Regions from separate parts of the Homo sapiens genome. Here region 2 is linked to region 1. A link is an interaction called in ENCODE POLR2A ChIA-PET data of the cell type or tissue named here. Cell type or tissue: OCI-LY7. All regions are shown on one strand. Each heading gives the region's core, and the rest is flanking DNA. Links, peaks and the distances in the headings are about the cores only.

Evidence for each region. ChIA-PET counts read pairs that join two places held together with the same protein. Peaks named below come from ENCODE experiments on the same cell type or tissue, not always from the same donor. Only the 100,000 strongest peaks of a DNase experiment are listed, where the experiment ranks them.
Region 2: POLR2A ChIA-PET joins it to region 1 with 5 read pairs; 4 of 35 experiments call an interaction of 5 or more read pairs at or near these places.

Annotation. Positions count from the first base shown.
Region 1 is chr7:64,683,464-64,690,415 of GRCh38, reverse strand. All of the region lies in intron 1 of ZNF107 (zinc finger protein 107), which reads right to left. It also overlaps the pseudogene BNIP3P11. Among named protein-coding and RNA genes, the nearest start is that of MIR6839, 7.9 kb to the right of the region's middle. In OCI-LY7, for the core only: CTCF peaks have their summits at 1,029, 1,244 and 5,105; DNase peaks (open chromatin) are centred at 1,105, 2,955, 3,695 and 5,145; H3K4me3 peaks cover 4,096 bases; H3K27ac peaks cover 5,000 bases.
Region 2 is chr7:64,797,571-64,804,522 of GRCh38, reverse strand. The region is part of intron 1 of ZNF138 (zinc finger protein 138); the gene reads right to left. Among named protein-coding and RNA genes, the nearest start is that of ZNF138, 6.6 kb to the right of the region's middle. In OCI-LY7, for the core only: no CTCF peak of the experiment used is centred there; no DNase peak of the experiment used is centred there.

The DNA.
Region 1 (6,952 bases), core at 679-5,678:
CCAGGGTGGGGCCAGACCTAAATAAAGCCTCCAAAAAGGGTGAATCTGAACAGAACTGCAGCTGGGAGTAAACCCTATATATTACTCTGCTCAACCCATCAACTGTGTAAATATACTAATTAGCCATTTAAACAAATCTCCTGGGGTTTTCTAGGGTAATTTTATTATAAGATAAATATGTATTCTTAGCAAAGTAAAAGAAATAAAAATATTTAAAACTCTTGTGGTCATAAACATTCATTCAAATGATGACCTCAGAAGTCACAACGATATAAAGAAAGTGGCCCAAATAAAGCCCACACGTTTTCCCACACATCTATTCACTTTGCCAACCATATGATGCTTAATTCAACCACGTATTCAGTTGCTAGTCTAGACTAACAGTTCCTAGATGGTAGGGACCATGACTGCTTTATCTATTTTTCTAAGGGCCATATGAAATGGTAGCAATTAGTTTATCTGCTTGAGTCTCCAGACCTCCTCCTTGTTTTTCATCCAACTATCAGGAAACTGGGAAACTCTCAACTGGATACCAACCAAAGACATCTCTTGTATGAGGGGAGGAGCAAACACAGGATGTCTCATTTCTCTTACACTGAGACAGAGGCAGAATTAACCACTCTTGTCAACCTGACACAATTCTGCTCTGGACATCCTCAAATATCTCAAAGATGCCTAGGTGATTGTGAGAGAGTTCCCAGTGACCCTGGGCTGATGGCCAAGGATAAGGCAGGCAGGAGAGACTCAGGCTGATTCTAAATAGAAAGTGGAACTGCCACAGTGGAGCTCCAGATTACGGGTCCTAATTAGCTAGCTCTTGGGCAAAAGGAAAGAAAAAATACTCTAGTCCAGTATTACATTTTACGGGTAGGTATAATTGTGATCATGACTCTCGATACTTTGTGGCCTTCATCTCTCACCCCTAAGATGCTTGTTTACGCTTACAGAATCTGTCATCAGATTCTATTTACACCTGGATCCTCTCACATAACTGTAGCAGGTCACTGAACAAGATCTGAAAAGTTCTAAGAGCAACACTCTCAAAGGGAAGCTTTAAGATGTCTATGTTGACATCTCACAATGCAGAAAATGTCTCCTGTTGGTTTTCTGTACTTTCTCAAACCAGAGTCTGGCCCTGTCTTGTAAATTCCAGGGAGAGGCCAGACCTTATGTACAGATTCTAGGTGGGAGCAGCCTGCCTCTGCATTTTTGGGTGTTACAGCAAGTGGAGCACAACCAAAGGAGAGATCGCCTCATAGAGGCTGCTCTAGCACATTCTAAATAATATGTCTACTTGAAAGGAAAAAGCTGAAGCTACATGAATATAAGTAGAGAGTTTATTTGAGCCAAGATTGGGAATTGTAACCTGGGATCAAAGATTCATGTTGCCAGGAATCTACACTTTGATTAGCGCAGCTGCAAGTGGATTTGTAAAGGCAAAAAGAGAGGGAAAGAGGGTGGGCTGATACAAAGTTGTTTGTCAGAAACTCTCATTTGTTTACAAAAAAATAAGATTGATTATTGATTGGATAAACATTGTTAAGCTATAGGGTGTGGGTTACAGGATCCAGTGTGTCATTATTAGTTTAATTTATACCTACTTGTGGCAATAGCAAGCAGTTTCAAGAGATAAATTCTTAGCTCAAAGAACAGAGAAATACATAATTGTGGTATTATTTTAATGTCTCTGAACCTTATAACTAAAAGAATTTGCATTTCTCAGATAAAAGGTTTTATTTTTTCCCAAATCTTAAGACCCTGATTCAGAATTTGGAGCTGCAAATTTAGTTCCTGGATGGGTGCAGTAGCAGTAGGTGTCATCCACACATTTGTGGGTATTTTAAGAAGAGGAAGAAGGGGTTGGGTGTGGTGGCTCATACCTGTAACACCAGCACTTTGGGAGGCCGAGGCAGGCAGATCACCTGAGGTCATGAGTTTGAGACCAGCCTGGCCAACATGGTGAAACCCCCCCTTCCACTAAACATACAAAAATTAGCTGTACGTCTTGGTGCGTGCTTGTAATCCCAGCTACTCAGGAGGCTGAGGCAGAAGAATCATTTGAACCCAGAAGGTGGAGGTTGCAGTGAGCCGAGATCATGCCACTGCACTCCAGCCTGGGCAACAGAGTGAGAACCCATGTCAAAAAAAAAAAAAAAAAGAGGAGGAAGGGAAAAAATATGGAGATTCTCATGTCTACTTAAGGCACACGTTACTCTGGGTTTCTGGGTCCCATGATCTCTGAAGCAGTTTCTGGTCTAAAGATACAAGAGTCATTGAAAGAGGTAAAATGGTTAACTGCTGCCCTGTGAAGTATGTAGAAATCTGGCCTAGCTCTCTAGAGGTGACTGTAGAGGACTATAACACCAAATAGACAGAGACACAATTCTGCCTGCATATTTAGGGGACAGCATGCATTTTGCAGCACAATTGTGAGTTGACTGGAAGCCTGAAAGGAAAAGCCTCCTCTGGATTAAAGCTTGGTTGGCACCTTATATGTTTATATCATGTGTGGTAATTCTAGACAGTGTTTGGAAAATATAAATAAAAGAAAAATTTTCTCCAGCTCCAGAGTAACTCCACAATGATAGAACAGAAAGAAAGCTGTTTTATTACACAATTCAACCAGAATGTGACATGCATCACAGTCAATCTGCTTAAGAGATTGCAAAGACAGAAAGACGGTCACAATAATTAGTCCACAAGTAGAAAAATTTACAGCACATGTCATACATAGTTCATCATAAATTCACCTGGTAATTTGGGAGGTCATCCATATATGCTAATTGGTTATAATCAATGACAAAATACACTTTTCACATCTTCATGACAAAAGGTAATTTTGCAACTTAAAGCCAGGTGCCTCCTGCTTGCCGTCTCCTGGTAGCTTGTGTCCTCTCTTGACTCCTACCATCTGCCACTGAGGCAGAGCCCCCAGCACACAGCTCACACCTGGCACCCTATATATAACCCCAACTGCCACAGCAGCACTTCAATGCCACATCAGAGAATGAAGCCTGAGTTGCAGGAGGAGAGCCTGCAGGCCTCCTGGGTAGAATTGCACCTTCACAATAATGGGAATGGGTGCAGTGTTTAAGCCTCAGTTTTTTATTTGTAATGGTGACATGGAAATCACTCTGCTGGATTTCCAGCATGAGTCCATATAGAGATAGCTCCAAGAGTTCTCACTATGACAGCCCACCTCATTAACAGACACCATGGGATAGTAATAGGGCTTCCAAAACAGACACCCAATGCATTCAAGAGAAAAACAGCTCACTCTGAAAATGATTATATTGAGAGGGAAAAAAAAAGAAAAGCATCTTAAGAAAAAAACTCAGATTAGATATGATTGAACAAGTCAGCCAGAAAAACTTCCCCTAAAACACATTTCTCTGTAAAAACCCAAAGTGCACAGCTACCCTCAGTATGAAAAACATGAGCATTATGAATAACGGGGGGCATATTCTCAGCAGAATTTTGTAAGTGTGTGTTACAGCGTGGTCTGGATTGAAGACCCAAGCAGACTTTGTGTGAGCAACAAGGCCGTTTATTCACTTGGGTGTTAGTGGGCTGAATCGGAAAAGGGAGTCAGCCCGGAGGTGTGAGGGAGAGCAGTCTTTACAGGGCAAAGTGGCGGGTGGAAAATTACAACATGGTTTTGGGACTTGTTGACTCAAGAAGTTGATCAACCAGTTGGAACAGAAACCCGTTGTTCTTCTTTTGTGGTTTTTGGTTGTTGCAGGTTTTCTGGTTCCAGGAAGTCTGGAGGCATATGTGCTGGTCACAGAGTTCTTAATGGCCCACCGTCAATAATGGCCTGCTGGCAATAATGCAGCCATATTTGTGGGATATGACATTCCTGTCTTTTTGTTTTAATAAGAAAAGAAGTGGACGGGGTGATGTTTCTCAGGGATTCTTCGAGCGGGACTTGGGGCGGCATGGACTCCTAATTGGGAGAGAGATCTTGGGGTGGGGGTGACATTGAGGGGCAGTTAGGAGTAGCATTTGTCGCATAGATTGATTGGTAATAGCTTGAATGAGATTTTGTAGGAACTGAGAGGCTAGACGGAAGAGGCAGGGTCCAAATAGGAGAAGGAGAATGATGGAAATGAGGGGCCCAGCTATAGGGAGAAGCCACAACGCCCAGCTCCAAAGATTGGTGTTAAAAGTCTGAAAGACATTGTCTGATTTTAGAAGCCTTTTCATTTAACTGCGAGGCAGCATCTCGTACTAGTCCAGACTGGTTGGTGGAAAAACAATCTTCCCCTAAAAAGGTGCATAGCCCACCTTTTTCGACGGTTAGGAGGTCTAAGCCACGGTGGTTCTGCAGAGTTACTGCTGCTAAGGAGTCTATTTGGGATTGGAGAGTAAGGGTGGATTTTGCTATGTCTTGTAGGCTGTCTGAGAGATCCTTTGAGAGTGTATGATAGTAGGACAGGGAAGGGGACAAACCTGCTATTCCAGTTCCTGTGGCATTGGTAACTCCTAGTCCTATAAGCAAGGGTATTATCTGCACAGCCCTATGCTGATGGACTTGGGCTCTGACAGGGACTGGTAAGGTTTGGTTTCCAGGGGCAATGTCAATTTTGGGGCTTAGGAAGATTAGGGTACAGGTGCTTGTCCAGTTAGTGGTGAGGCAGACATAGGTTGAAGTTCCACACAAGAAGAATATGCCTTGGCTGGGTAGGCAGAACTGGCTGTGTATGTTAAAAAGGTGTGTGAATTTGTTTTCATTTTCCCACACCCCTAGGGTACTTGCCAAGGCGGCCCCAGTGAGCGGCTGAAAAGGGATGTTTGGGATAAGCTGAGTGGCTCCCTGTGTTTTATTTTCCCATTGGAGGAAAAATCATTTTGTATCTACTAGGAGCCACTCAGAAGGGTAATCGAAAGAGGGGATAAGGAGGCATTCGTCAGTGGTGGGAGTGCTGCTGCAGGAGGTCCAGGGGTGAATGGTCATGCAGTGCGTATGCCTGCCATTACAAAACCCGGATTGTTTGTTAAGCAGAGAGGTGCTGATGACTTCTGGGGGCTTTGAGAAGCGGACAGGCTGTTTGAATGTAGCTGTTTGGGAGACCTGGAAGTTAATACAGTCAGTTGGGGCTTGAAGCTGCAAGGCGTAGTTGCACTGATGGAACAGTAGGTGACCTAGAGGTAGGCCTGATGACAGGTTGTGTTGGATGCATAAAGGGGCTTGGAAAGTTAAGACAGCGTTTGTAGTCACAGGGCCGTGTATGGGCTTTTCATTACTTGTGTAATGGGTGAGGCTGGACATGTAGGAGCGTAAAAGTTGAACTGCACGACCTGTCAGGGTATTTTCGGTCATTTCATTGATGGAGAAGTTGGCCAATGACTGCATATGTAGGAGTTAGAAGGGGCTTTTTCCTTCATTACGAGGGTGGTAGGTTAAGCTAGTAACTACCCAGTTTTTTGTGGGAATGAGAGTGGCAACGTAAGTGGTAGCTGATAGAGAAATGCAAAGCCAGCGTCCTTTGCCAAAGAAGGGTTGGACTGGTTTAACAGAGAGTGGGTTGAGAGTTTTGTAGAGGTAATTAGGCATTACTGGAAGTGGGAGTGCGGCCATGCCAGGTAGCCAAAGGAGCAGGAGGGATAGATAAAGAGTGAGTAGGAAGGTAAACAGAGGCGTCTCATCTGGGAAGAAGTTATACAGAGTGCCCTAAAAGATGAGATCATCTATCCAGTTTAAGAGAGAATCTAAGGTGGGAGTTTGGGGATGAAACCAGGAGATGTCTTGGCAAATAGAGTGGAGGAAGAGGGTGAAGAAGCAGGGCGGACAGGAGCAGGACATTTAAGTTTCTTCAGGGATTTCGGTGAGTTTTAACGAGGTCGGGGAGAGTACTTGCGACTTCCAAGAGGAGGAAGAAGGGTCAGGCTGAGTGTCAGATGGACACAGCTTTACTCTGGAAGGGTGAATCCACTGAGGAGGATCTTGTAAGCAGACAGCCATTGGGGTACCATAAACGACCAGGAAGGGTCCTGTCCACTGAGGTTGTAGAGATCAGGGGGTTAAGCTCTTTATCAGGATGGGCTGTCTGGCCAGAGTGTCCTCATATGGCTGGGTATCTGAGGTGGGTAAAAGAAGGTTAGCAGCCTGACAGATTTCATTCCTAGCCTGTTGGAGGACTGGTGTCTGGGATGAGGTTGGGCCCCAGTAGAAAAGTACTACCATATAAGAGTTCGAATGGGCTATACCTGGTAGGTTCATGGGCGGTGGCTCAGATCCTGAGAAGCACAAGTGGTAGGAGAACAGTCCAGTCCTTTCGGAGTTGGAGGGTGAGTTTTTAAGAGGCCGTTGGCTCTTTCAACCTTTCCTGAGGAATGAGGATGGTATGGGGTGTGGAGATTCCACTGGATGCCAAGGGCCTGGGAAACTGCCTGGGTGATTTGGCTAATGAAGGCTGGACCACTGTCAGATTGGATGGAAGTAGGGAGGCCGAAACAGGTAACAATATCTGTTAGAAGAGAGGTAAAAACTGCTGCAGCCTTTTCAGATCCAGTAGGGAAGGCCTCGACCCATCTGGTGAAGGTATCAACCCAAACTAGGAGGTACTTATATTTTTTGACACGAGGCATATGAGTGAAGTCAATTTGCCAATCTTGTGTAGTAGTAAACCCTCAGGCCTGATGTGCTGGGGAAGGAGGGGGCCTAAGAAAACCTTGGAGTGGCAGACAGAACATTAAGAAGTGATTGTTTAAGGACGGACTTCCATGATGAGAAAGAAATAAGGGGCTCTAGGAGGCGAGCCAAAGGCTTGTATCCTACATGGAAGCGGTCATGGAGGGATAAGAGAATAGATTGCGCTTGTGAGGCAGGAAGAAGGAACTTTCTATGATCTAAGAACCACTTGCCTTGTGAGTTGGAAAGGACTAGCAGAGCAGGTTTTCAGAAGAAGAGTAGTAGGTAGGGATAATAGATGAGAAAGAAATATACTGG
Region 2 (6,952 bases), core at 997-5,996, 110 kb before region 1:
GCAGACAAAAACCCCTCAGACACTGAGTTAAAGAAGGAAGGGCTTTATTCAGCCGGGAGCTTCAGCAAGACTCACAACTCCAAACAACTGAGCTCCCCGAGTAAGCAATTCCTGTCCCTTTTAAGGGCTCACAACTCCAAGGGGGTCCACATGAGAAGGCTGTGATCAATTGAGCAAGCAGGGGGTACATGACTGGGGGCTGCATGCACCGGTAATTAGAACGGAACAGAACAGGACAGGGATTTTCACAGTGCTTTTCTATACAATGTCTGTGATCTATAGATAACATAGCCAATTAGGTCAGGGGTCAATCTTTAACTACCAGGCCCACGGTGTGGCGCCGGGCTGTCTGCCTGTGGATTTCATTTCTGCCTTTTAGTTTTTACTTCTTTCTTTGGAGGCAGAAATTGGGCATGAGACAGTATGAGGGGTGGTCTCCTCCCTTATCCCCACCAGAACTTTTTAATGAAGAATTGGAATATGACTTTGTTAATATAGTGGAATATATTTGAGCTTGCATCATGGGTAAGTGAAGAGCTATTACGGTTTTTGGGTGGCCACATCACCCTTGTTTATTTTTCCTGTAACAGCAGCATTCCAATTTAGTGAAACGAAAGACACTGAAGTTATGCTTACCTATAATTATCTCTATTGGATAAATTAGTAACCATGTTATACTAATATCTACTGTAATAATTTGATAGTAACTTTTTTGATTAGATACACTTAGTATAATTTTAATGTACTATTTATAATGTACATAGGATTTTTAAAAATTGTCTGTAACCATAATCCAATTAAAACACTTTATATTCCAAATGTATGAATATAAAAATATTGAAATTACTAAGGGATTCATTCAAAGCAAATATTGTGGTGTTATATTCACACTACTGTATAAAATACTGCTTAATTTATATGAATGCAGTTTGTCTACAAACACTACACATAACTATGCTAATTGTTCTGAAGTAATAAGCAGAAACCAAAGCACAACCACAGACTCCACTGTTCAGTTCATACACTGAACCTCGCTTTTGCAATGTAAGTACTTCAGCCTGCAAATATTAAATAATTACCTTGGATAATCTGTTTTCTGTCAAAGGAGCTTACTTGGTATCTTTTAGTCTTCATCATTCTGTATTGCTAAATGTAATCCTATCTTTGTGCTCAACTTTTGTGTGCTCTTAAAATGAGCTTTAATCTAAACAAATCTGTGTCTACCTTAAAAGATACAGATTAAATGAAAAAAAAAAAAAAAAAACCTTTGCCAAAGCAAAAACAAAGCAATGAATCTGAGGTCCTAGATAAAGACAATCCTGAGTCAAAAACAATGACAAAAGATTTAGCTGTTAATATGATTTACATATCTTTCAAACAACAAAGAAAAAAATCTACATATAATTTAAGTGCTTTAAAGAAAAATAAATTAACAAAATATCCTCCCTTATTTTCATGCAGGAGAATAAACCCTCTTATTTCTAATTTATATTTTCTCCTACAGTGAGATATTGAGAAGTACACAATTGTTATGTAAGAGGGGGGTAGGGAAAAATAGTCACTCATGCCATTGTCTGGCTCAGTGAATCTGCATTTTTTTTTTTTAACATAAGACAAGACAAAACGAGGCAGGGGAACAATCAGATATGCATTTGTGTCTGTTGGGCAGGGGGGTGACTGTATCTGTAAAGATAAGCTATCAGTTTACATTTTAACAGAAACACCTTAGGGTAAAGATCTTGCGGCTCACTAGAAATTTTCTTGTGGGCAAAAGATGGGGGAGGTATGTAGCTTTTCTTCTTGTAGCCATCTTATTTAGGAACTGAGGACTAAGCTCTGAATTTTTTATCTTGCCCAAATTTCTATCTAATTGTTTGTAAGGGGTCATGCCCTACAAACCATAAATTCTCATCAGATGGGTTTTATTTGACCCTATAGATCGTGACTTACTTTCCAATCTGACTCTGGCGTAACATTATGAGACAAGAAAAAAAAAATCAAAATATTTAACACCAAAATATATTTTCTTGCCATGCCTTGAAATTGCCCTGCAAAAGTCTCTTGTGGGAAAAATGTACATTCTATAGACAATCCCCTTTCCTCTTTTGTTTTCCTTCCTTACATTCCAGATCCAGGAGATAATCAATCAACTAAGAGCCAGGCACCTTTTTAAGTCCAGTAAGAAGAAACATTTTTACAACCTGCTGTCTCTGAAGTCTGCTATCTGAGATTCCTCTCCACAATAAAACTTGGTCTCCACAATCCTTTATCTTAACCTGAACATTTTCTTTCTATTGATCCGAGGTCTTCAGATATACTCAACCAACTGTCAACCGGAAAATGTGTAAATTTGCCTATAGCCCGGAAGCCGCCACTTTGAGTTGTTCTGCCTTTCGGACAAATCCATGTATTTCTTAAATGTATTTCATTGATGTCTCATGTCTCCCTAAAATATATAAAACCAAGCTGTAACCCGACCACCTTGGCCTGATCACAGGACCTCCCGAGGGCTGTGTCACAGGCCATGGTCACTCATATTTGGCTCAGAATAAATCTCTTAAAATATTTTACAGAGTTTGACTCTTCGTCAACAGAGCCAAAAGAGGAAGGCAGGTTTGTGTGACCCCGTTCCCAGCTTAACTTTTCTGTTTGGCTTAATGAGTTTTGGGTCCCAAGATTTAATTTCCTTTCACAGGTGCACATGAATAAGGCAAGTTCTTAGAGATTTATGAAGAGACTTAGATTCTGATACAATAGTGGGAGACTACAACACCCCACAGACACTATTAGACACATTATTGAGGCAGCAAATTAAAAAAGAACTAAACTCAATACTTAACCAAATAGCCCTACTAGAAATCTACAGAACTCTCCATCTAAAAACAACATAATATATATTCTTCTCAGCACCATGTGGCACATACTCTAAAATTGACCACGCAATCCAAAATAAAACAATCCTCAGCAATTTCAAACATCCCAAAATTATACCAACCACATACTCAGACCACAGATTGATTAAAATATAATTCAATACAAGGAAAACCACTTGAAACCATACAAGTACATGGAAATTAAACAACCTGTACCTGAATAACTTTTGGGTATATAATAATATTAAGGCAAAATCAAAAAGCTCTTTGAAACAAATGAGAACAAAGTACAGCATATCAGAATCTCTGCAACACAGCTAATGCAGTGCTAACAGAAAAATTTATAGCACTAAATGCCCCCATAAAAAAGTTAAAAAGATCTCAATTTAACAACCTAACATTATGAATAAAATAAGGAGAGAAGCAAGGGGAAACAAACCCCTAAGCTAGCAGAAGGCAAAAAATAACAAGAGCTGTACTGAAGGAGATTTAGACATAAAAAACTATGCAACAGATCAAGAAATCCAGGAGTTAAATCTATTAAAAAAATTAATAAGCTAAATAACCCACTAGCAAGATTAATGAAGATTCAAATAAATACAATTAGAAATGACAAAAGGGACATTACCACTGACCCCAGAAAAATACAAATAACTATTGAAGTCTACTATGAACACTTCCATGCACACAAACTAGAAAATCTAAAAGAAATAGTACATTCCTGAAAAATACATCCTCCCAGGACTGAACAAAAAAGAAATTGAATCTCTGAATAGAACAATAACAAACTACAGAACTGAATTAGTAATAAATAGCCTAGCAACCAAAAAAAGCCCAGGACCAGAGACATCCACAGCTAAATTCTACAAGATGTATAAAAAAAAGAGCTGGTACCATTCTTTCTAAAACTATTCCAAAAAATTGAGAAGACACTCCCTCCTTCAACTCATTAGGTAAGAACAGCATCATTCAGACACCAAAACCTGACACAGATATAAAAAGAAAACTTTATGCAAATATCCTTGAGGACCATTGATATGCAAAAATCTTCAATAAAATACTGGCAAATTAAATTCAGCAGCACACCAAAAAGTTAATCAGTTATGATCAAGTAGGCTTTTTCTCTGGGATATGAGGTTGGTTCAACATACACAAATTAATAAATGTGATTCGTTACATTAACAAAAATAAAGATAAAAACTGCAAGATTATCTTAATAGATGCAGGAGCTTTCAAAAAAATTTTAACATCTTTCATGTTAAAAACCTTCAACAAACTAGGCATTGAAGGTACATATTTCAAAATAACAAGTTATCCAAGACAAACCCACAACCAACGTACTGAATGGACAAACTGGAAGCATTTCTCCATGAAAACTGGCACAAGACAAGGATGCCTTCTCTCACCACTCCTATTCAACACAGAATTGGTAGTCCACACCACAGTTAATCAGGCAAGAGACTAAAATAAAAGGTATTCAATAGAAGAGAAAAAGTCAAACTATCCCTGTTCACAGACAACATAATTCTATATCTAGAGAACCCACAGAAAAGTTCTTCTCTTTTCTGTCTCCACAGAAACGTTCTTTAAACTGAAGAAGTGAAGCAAAATTTCAGAATACAAAATAAATGTACAAAAATTAGTAGGATCCCTGTACATCAGCAGCATCCAAGCCAAAAGCCAAATCAAAAACATAATCCCAGGCTGGGCCTGGTGGCTCACACCTGAAATCCCAGCACTTTGGGAGGCCGAGGTGGGTGGATCGCCTAACACCTGAGGTCAGGAGTTCAAGACCAGCCTGACTAACATGGTGAAACCCCGTCTCTCCTAAACAAAAAATTAGCCAGGCGTGGTGGCACAGGCCTGTAATCCCAGCTACTTGGCAGGCTAAGGCAGGAGAATCGTTTGAACCCGGGAGGTCGAGGTTGCAGTGAGCCAAGATTGCACCATTGCACTCCAGCCTGGGCAACAAGAGCGAAACTCCATCTCAAAAAACAAATAAACAAACAAAAATAAAAACACAATCCCATTCACAATTGCCACAAAAATAATAAAACATCCAGGAATACAGCTGATCAGGCAAGTGAAAGATCTCTACAAGAATTACAAAACACTGCTTAAATAAGTCAGATATGACACAAATATATTGAAAATTACTTTATGCTCATGGATAGAAAAGATCAACATCAGCTGGGTGGCATGACTCAGCCTGTAATCCCAGCACTTTGGGAGGCAGAGGCGGGCAGATCACCTGAGGTTGGGAATTCAAGACCAGCCTGAACATGGAGAAACCCCGTCTTTACTAAAAATATAAAATCAGCTGGGCGTGGTGGCGCATGTCTGTAATCCCAGCTACTCAGGAGGCTGCGGCAGGAGAAATCACTTGAATCCAGAGGCAGAGGTTGCGGTGAGCCGAGATCGTGCCATTGCACTCCAGCCTGGGCAACAAGAGCAAAACTCTATCTCAAAAAAAAAAGAAAAGAAAAGATCAATATCATTAAAATGGCCATACTGCCCTAAGAAATTTACAGATCTAATGTCATTCTTATCAAGCTACCAAAAACATTCTTAACAGAACTAAAAAAACTATTTTAAAATTCATATGAAACCAACAAAGAGCCTGAATAGCCAAGGCAATTCTAAGCAAAAAGAACAAAGCTGGGCATTACATTATCCAACTTGAAACTATTCTATAAGGCTGTAACCAAAGCAGCATGGTAGTGATTAAAAAAAAAAAAAAAAGGCTCATAGAACAATGCAACAGAATAGAGCCAAGAAATAATGCCACACATCTACAACCATCTGACCATCTGATCATCAAAAAAGCTGACAAGATCAATGTAGGAAGAATTTCCTTTTTTTTTTTTTTTTGAGTCGGAGTTTCACTCTTGTTGCCCAGGCTGGAGTGCAATGGCTCAATCTCGGCTCACCACAACCTCCGCCTCCAGGTTCAAGCGTTTCTCCTGTCTCAGCCTCCTGAGTAGCTGGGATTACAGGCATGGGCCACCATGTCCGACTATTTTTTTTGTAGGGTTTCTCCATGTTGGTCAGGCTGGTCTCAAACTCCCGACCTCAGGTGATCCACCCGCCTTGGCCTCCCAAAGAGCTGGGATTACAGGCGTAAGCCACCATGCCCGGCCAGAATTCCCTATTTAATAAAATGGTACTGGAATAACTAGCTAGCACTATGTATAAGATTTTCTTTTTTGTATTTAAAAAAATAGCCGAATTTTTCTTCAGCGGTCAAATAAAATACTTCTTAATCAAAATATAGTTAAGTTTATCTCCTTCCCACAGCTCCTGAACTTTGAGCTACTCAGTCTGAGCCAACATACAACCCCATTTTATGTTTCTCCTAAAAACTTGCTGACTTCAGGGTAAAACATTTTCTAATCTAAAATCTGATTTGGGCTGAGCGTGGTGGCTCACGCCTGTAATCCCAGCACTTTGAGAGGCTGAGAAGAGCAGATCACCTGAGGTCAGGAGTTTGAGACCACCCTGGCCAATATGGCAAAACCCCATTTCTAGTAAAAATACAAAAATTAGCCCGGCATGGTGGTGGGCGGCTGTAATCCCAGCTTCTCAGGAGGCTGTGGCATGACAGTCACTTGAACCCAGGAGGCAGAGGTTGCAGTGAGGTGATATCCAGCCACTGCACTCCAGCCTGGGCAACAAAGTAAGACTCTGTCTCAAAAAAATAATTTAATTAAAAAATAAAAAATAAAATCTGATTTATACACCCTCCATTTGCCATTCCCCTCTCACCTTCTAATCTTTTTTGCTCCTCCCTAAGAAAGCCTTTATCTGCCTAAACTTTGCAATCCTTAAAGATTATATAGTTGGTACTTCCTTCTGTTGCAGTATTTTAGAATTTTTTAAAAAATAAACCTAATTTTGTTTTATTTTACAAAGTCTAGAAACTGCCTCAAAACAATAACAACTTCATCCTGAGTATGACCCTCCCAATCCCCTTCCATCTTAATGTTTACTGCATCTGCCTGTGGGTCTCCAGTTTTCCAGGGCTCTGTAGCTTCTCTCAGTATAAAGGTTCTTCCATGGCTGGGGTGAGCAGGCTCCGA